Regions from separate parts of the Homo sapiens genome. Here region 2 is linked to region 1. A link is a contact called in ENCODE Hi-C data. All regions are on one chromosome and are shown on one strand. The core of a region is the stretch at or near the end of the contact, and the rest is flanking DNA. Distances in the headings are between cores, read along the strand shown. Region 1 holds the start of LINC01798 (long intergenic non-protein coding RNA 1798). Region 2 has its middle 110 kb from the start of LINC02831.

Region 1 (2,700 bases), core at 7-2,506:
CTTGAAAAATTTGTTTACTGCCCCCCAGATTTTTAAAGATTAATACAGTAAATATAAAAATTAATTTTGGCTCCCTAAGCCATATATGTATTTGACAATTTTAACCGCAAAGTAAGTTGTTTAATAATAACCACTGATTTCTTTAAGCTGACTTAATGAACTCCTAATATCAGCAAATTTGAGGCCTAAAGGCACTAAACTAACTCTAGACTCAGAATTACATCCAACAGAATTACTCATCTAATATCAGTGAAATTATTCTTGCACATAAAGGCAAACCTAAGTACAAAGTTAAGTCTTTTACTAAAGGATGTTACCTAGGATGAGCAGTATATGTTTATTAGGAAATTAACTACATGAATTGAAGAGACCAGACTTCAAAATCTAATTTTTATAAATATGCTCTATGTTCTCATTGGATAAAACTGGTTATTAACCAATTTTCCAGAACAGCTGTACAAGATTTCTGCATGGCAGCCGGCTAAATGGTAGAAAATAATATGTTTAAGCTGGAATAGCTTATAATTTTATTTAAATAAAATTGCTGCTATAAAAAGTGCTTCCCAAAGCTAAGGAAAATATACAAATATTTTAATTAAGGCAAATTCGTTTTAAAAAATAAGCCTTTCAGTAGTGATTGCTTTGTAAACAAAGGATGGGTCGGAGGAGAGAGAGCCTTAAACTCAAGTCTGACATTCAGGCCCAAGTCACCCTATAAACCGGCCCTTAGCAATTCTATTTTCTATTCGAAAAGAGAAACCAGCTGTGGGTTGGCTTTACTAGGTGATGTGTGATTGACTGACTCACCTGCTGGAGTAGCAATGCATTCTCACCTTTTGCTGATGGGGCCTTGTTTCTAAACACGTGGATGCGCAGAGAGCAAGGCTCAGCCTACTGCAGCCATCTCTGGCAGCGCTTCTACCCCTCCCCAGCCCATAGATGGGATTGTTTAAATCTCCCTTGTTGACCTAGTGGCAATTCTTCCTCTACCTAAATAGTCGATGTGAGTGAAATCATTCTCTTTTGATAGGTGGTTGCTAGCAGTTAACAACCATTTATTTACTTTAACAATTAATAATAAACTTTATAAACTGTCTATTTGCTCCTCCTCTCCAGTACATGCCCGGGTGAGTTGGTTATTTTCAGCCTTTATTCCTGAGGAGGCTCAGGATGGGTGGGGGAGGGAAAGAAAGGGGAGGAGGTGTGGTGGGGAGAGGGAGAGAGGCGAGAGGGAGAGACAGAGAGAAAGAGAGAGGCGCTAGGGGAGGGAGGTTTACAAGTGAAGAGTAGTTAGGGAATATGGTGACTCTGAAGAATCGAGATCAGCAGTGTCCAGGAATTAGAAAAAATAAACTGCTATTTCCGTGAGTTCCCCCTCTGTGAGCCATTTAGGTGAGAGCCTCGCTCTTCGCAGTTCCTTTCTTCCCCTGCCTCGATGCCCTCCCCTCTTAATGCTATTTTAGCTTTTCCTCTTGTAAATTTCAGAGCCAGCTCGAAGGTTATTGAGGACACTTATCCGAAAGAGGCAAATAATAGAGGTGCTGAGAGTGTTTTTGATGTTTCCTAAAAGGCAAAAACAAAACGCCCTCCTCTAAACAAGGGCACAAAATTGTACCTGGTTTTTATTTTTATTTGGTGGTGGGGGGGTGGGGGGGTGGGGGGGGGGTGGAAAGGGGGCTGGCTCTGGCTGAATGAGACTACTTTTTAATATGATTTAAATTTTTTTTTCAAAAAATTAAAAATATTTTACCCTATCATATTTAATCAGCTGTAATTATAACACATTCAAAATGAATAATATGCCTTGACAGTATTTTTATTGTTATTGTTCATTGCATGATGTTCGACTGCTTTAGAAGCACAGGAAAGAGAAGTAAACGCGCTACAAATGGGGAATTACCCTCGTTTAGCATTAAAATTCATTTAGATAAAATTGCCACAAACATTTAAATGGGAAGATTAGTTCCCCCTCACGCCTTATTGCACTCGCTCAATGGTTCCGTTAAGAACATTTTACACGTTGGAAATTCCGTCTTCTCAGACGGCTTGCTGTTTCCTAGTTACCCACATTCAAAGCAAAGGCAGCAGCAAAGGCAGCCGCAGCAGCAGCAGCAGGGAAAAAAAAAAAGTTTTGGCAACTGGTCTGCAATTCATCCGCTGCTCGCCCCAGTCTCCCCTCCGCCCGCTGCAGTCTGCCCCCACCCCTTCCCCTTCCCCACCCCTACCTCTTTCCCCTCATTATGTAATTCGCAGAGTCCAGTCCTCGAGGAAACACGTTGCCTAGTTGTGTAGTATTTATATACAATGTTAAAATACAAAGAAAGACCCTAAAGTCAGTCGAGTCGGTTCCTCTCTGGGTCTCCCTCTCCCTCTCCTGTTCTAAAATGAAGATTTAGCTTGAATGTGCTGAGTTTCTCACATCCCGTACCCTGAGGCCACAAGGCACGTTTTTTGGCTTTCATTTCTGCCAGGACTTTTCCAGGAAATTCACCACTGCTTTTCGCTTGTATTAGAAACGTGTGAAAGAATTCGTCTGAAAAGTCCATGCACCGTCTAGCTTTTCTCTCCCCCCTTTTTTTCTTCTCCTTCTCCTCCTCCTCCTTCTCTCTCTCTGTCTCTCTCTCTCTCTCCGCCCCCCACTCTCGCACTCCCCCATCCTCCTCTCTCCCCCTCCCTTCGCAGAGCCACAGGAAAAGAGGA
Region 2 (3,088 bases), core at 189-2,688, 1.1 Mb after region 1:
GAGGGAAGGTGCGGTCACTTAGGCCATTTCCCCATCAGGATATGCCCATTCCATAAACCACGTCAGAATGAAATGCACATTTTTCATGTCCATTAAGTCAATTAATAGCAAAAGAGTTTTCTTCTCTTCTCTAGGTGGTCTTGTTCATTGCACACTTCTCAGCCAGAAATATATATCTATTTATTATATTTTCTAATATTCAATCTGAAGTAAAAATCAGGAGGTTTTCACTCCTATTTTGTAGTTAGGAAGATGGAGTCCATAAAGAAGGAATCAAATGAGACCAGTGTCAACTAAATTAAAACAAGAGAAAGGATTGCCCTGTAATTGAATATAAAAGGAATTGGTTTCCTCTAGTTTAAGAAAATAATGTGAGCCCTCAAAATAACCTTCCCTCTTCCTTGATCAATATGCCCCAGCCCACAGCAGTGCACTTACGCAGGGTATGGGCAATCCATGGTGACAGATGTTTTTGGACAGCCGAATTTTCAGATATTGATTCACTAGATAGCCTTTCAAATCTTCCAGTGAAGAGAAATCAGAACTGTTGAAAAATCAGAACCTCTGACAACCATATTTGCTCTGCTCAGCTAATGTCAGTTACCGAACGTGCTGCTCACTTGAGACTGGACATGGCTCTCCAGTTCAACCCAGTCCCCACCCAGGGGCACCAACCATTTTGGTAGCCTGCTTGGCCCCTGTAGATACTTGAGTTTTTGATGTCCACACTGAAGAAACCATAGGACCCCTGAGCACATTGCACAATCTCCCAAAATGAGAGTCAGTTTTTTATCTTCTCTAAGATGGCTGAGAGGGCACATGACAGGTCAAAATGACCCACCATGCACAGTGCTCAGAACATACTTACAAACAACAATAGCTATGGGACCAGATGGCAGGGCCTAATTGGCCCTTGCCTCACTTTAAATTATAGAACAAAGTCAACTTCTAATGTCCGACATTCCTTGACAAATCAGATTAGGGATTATATTATCCTTTTTAAAAAATTTAGCTACTCATGCTTTTCTCTTATTTTATTATTTTTCTCCATTACACTATCTGAAATCTGATATTTATAATCTTGCTAATAATTATATTATGAAACATTTACTTCCTGATATCTTCTTTGAAAAACTCAATATATATTTTATTGTGACTTTACTAAAGATTATGTGAATAAACTAATTTTTTATGATGTTGGCATTTTTCAACATCTGCCTTGAAAAATAACACTGGGTCTTTGGAACGCAATGACCTGAAATAAATTAGAATAATCTGATCATTTATTTTAAATATTATCAACTAGAAGGATGATAAAACCACACTGAAACTCCTGACTCACTTAATTATCAAGGCTCATTCTGTACCCAACGGGAAAATGACAGATGAAGCAGCTCAGCCCTGACCCATGGTAACCTCACTGCCAGCAAGGCAAGCGTTGGTTAGAAAAGGTCATACCCTGGAGTGTCAGGATTTGTAAGTCAAAAATAGCACAAGGCACTGAGAAGGAACTAGTCTTTTAACTTATAAAGGTGAGATACCAAATTCAGCGTAACCACATGCTTCCCATATAGTATAGTTCTTTTTAACTCTGAATTAAACATATATTTTTATGCCAGAACAGTTTTTTATTACAAGGCTGGTAGCCAGAGTGGTCATAACACCCATACAAACGTAATTCTTCCAACCCACTTTCACTACAAACAAACACATGTATCCCAAACTGCTTTGCAGGCTGGACCAGCTACGTGATTTGCAGGACCCAATGCAAAAGGCAAATGCAGAACCCCATGTTCTAAAATTATTAAGAATTTCAAGATGGTGACAGCAGAGCATTAAACCAAGTGAGGAGTCCTCCGGGCTTGGTGCCCTGTACAACTTCGCAGGTCACCCTAGTTACAAGAAAGCCCACCCTAGTCACAAAAAAGAACTTTTGAAAGTTCAAAAAAATTAATTTTTCCTTTCAAAGACATATAACCATTTAGTCTTTACTCCTGTATTCTCAGATCTGGCCTTAGGTAAGACAGCATTCATATTGGGGAGTACAGCATGGAGATACAAAAGAGAATCAAACTTTTTCCTAAGTATCTTTCCCGATCTTACCCACACCCTTCTTATTCTGAAGGGCCCTTTCACCTCCCTCCTGGAACCAGAAAAGAGATGCTGAAGCATTACTCTTTGGACATGCATCGTGGGCAACTGATTAAGTAAATACCTTTTTAACCTCAGGGCAGATTGTTCGAATACAAAACAATCAAGTCCTTTGCTTTGAGAAGGAGAAAGCTGAGTAAGAAGAGAAGGAAATCGAAAGTAAATGTCCTGTTAAAAAGTAGGTCTTCTGGAAGAGCTCTTTGCGCACCGAAGCAACTGAACCAGAGTTTAAAGTGTCAGCAGGGCAGGAAGAACACAGTAGGTGAGACCTTGAAGAATACACGCCTGGTAACACCTGGGACTGTGTAAGAAATTCTGAGAATGGAGCCTCAAGCGTTCAGTGGGCACCATTATGGGAGACGCAGGCTTTGACATAAACTCTTGCTGCATCCACTGTTGGCAGGGTCTTGGAAGGGTTGGTATCATTTCCGAGGTCGACTATAATTCTGTTTCTATAAAACATTCTAGTTATTCTTTTGGCTTGGCCTACTTGATCATTATTAGCTCTGAGAAATTGGTACAAGAGGATTTCAGGTACAGTCAGGTACAGTTTGGTTTGTTGGCAGTGACCTGAGACTCCAGATAGCTAGGCTTGAGGGTCAGCACCTTCCAAAAACAGCTTCTCAGCTTCATCAACCAAGAACATGCGAGCACACTCCTAGATCAGAAGTCGCTTGACTCCCCTTAACTCTCCTTAACTCCCCTGGGGTGAGGGAGTGGAGATGCATGGATCAGGCCTGAGCCACAGCACACTCCAGCCTTAACCAGAGCAGCCCTCTAATTTTCTGTTCATTGGTTGGTTCCACCAGTAAAGCACTGAAGTGAAAATCACATCTCTGGAGGACATCCCCATCATGTCTGGCTCATGACACCAGCTCTAACACTAGCTGCCAGGGCTCCAATCTCAGCTCCACCACTTCTTAGGGTATTACCTCAG

Evidence for each region. A loop is a pair of places that touch in the nucleus more often than their neighbours do.
Region 2: a loop to region 1 is called in a map of Right ventricle myocardium inferior, with 2.6 times the contacts of the local background. The contact joins the enhancer-like site here to the promoter of LINC01798 in region 1. A Hi-C loop is called at or near these places in 2 of 168 maps with a recorded cell type or tissue (Right ventricle myocardium inferior and posterior vena cava).

The regions. Positions count from the first base shown.
Region 1 is chr2:66,572,774-66,575,473 of GRCh38, forward strand. It overlaps LINC01798 (long intergenic non-protein coding RNA 1798), which reads left to right and starts at 1,257. Exons shown (of 6, transcript NR_110156.1): 1 at 1,257-1,392. It overlaps MEIS1 (Meis homeobox 1), which reads left to right. Exons shown (of 13, transcript NM_002398.3): 13 at 1-1,096. RefSeq lists enhancers at 1-96, 2,491-2,700.
Region 2 is chr2:67,673,450-67,676,537 of GRCh38, forward strand. No RefSeq gene overlaps it. Among named protein-coding and RNA genes, the nearest start is that of LINC02831, 110 kb to the left of the region's middle. Within about 2 kb of position 1,439, at least 2 of the 41 ENCODE cell types and tissues checked have a DNase peak (open chromatin) inside an H3K27ac peak, as active enhancers do.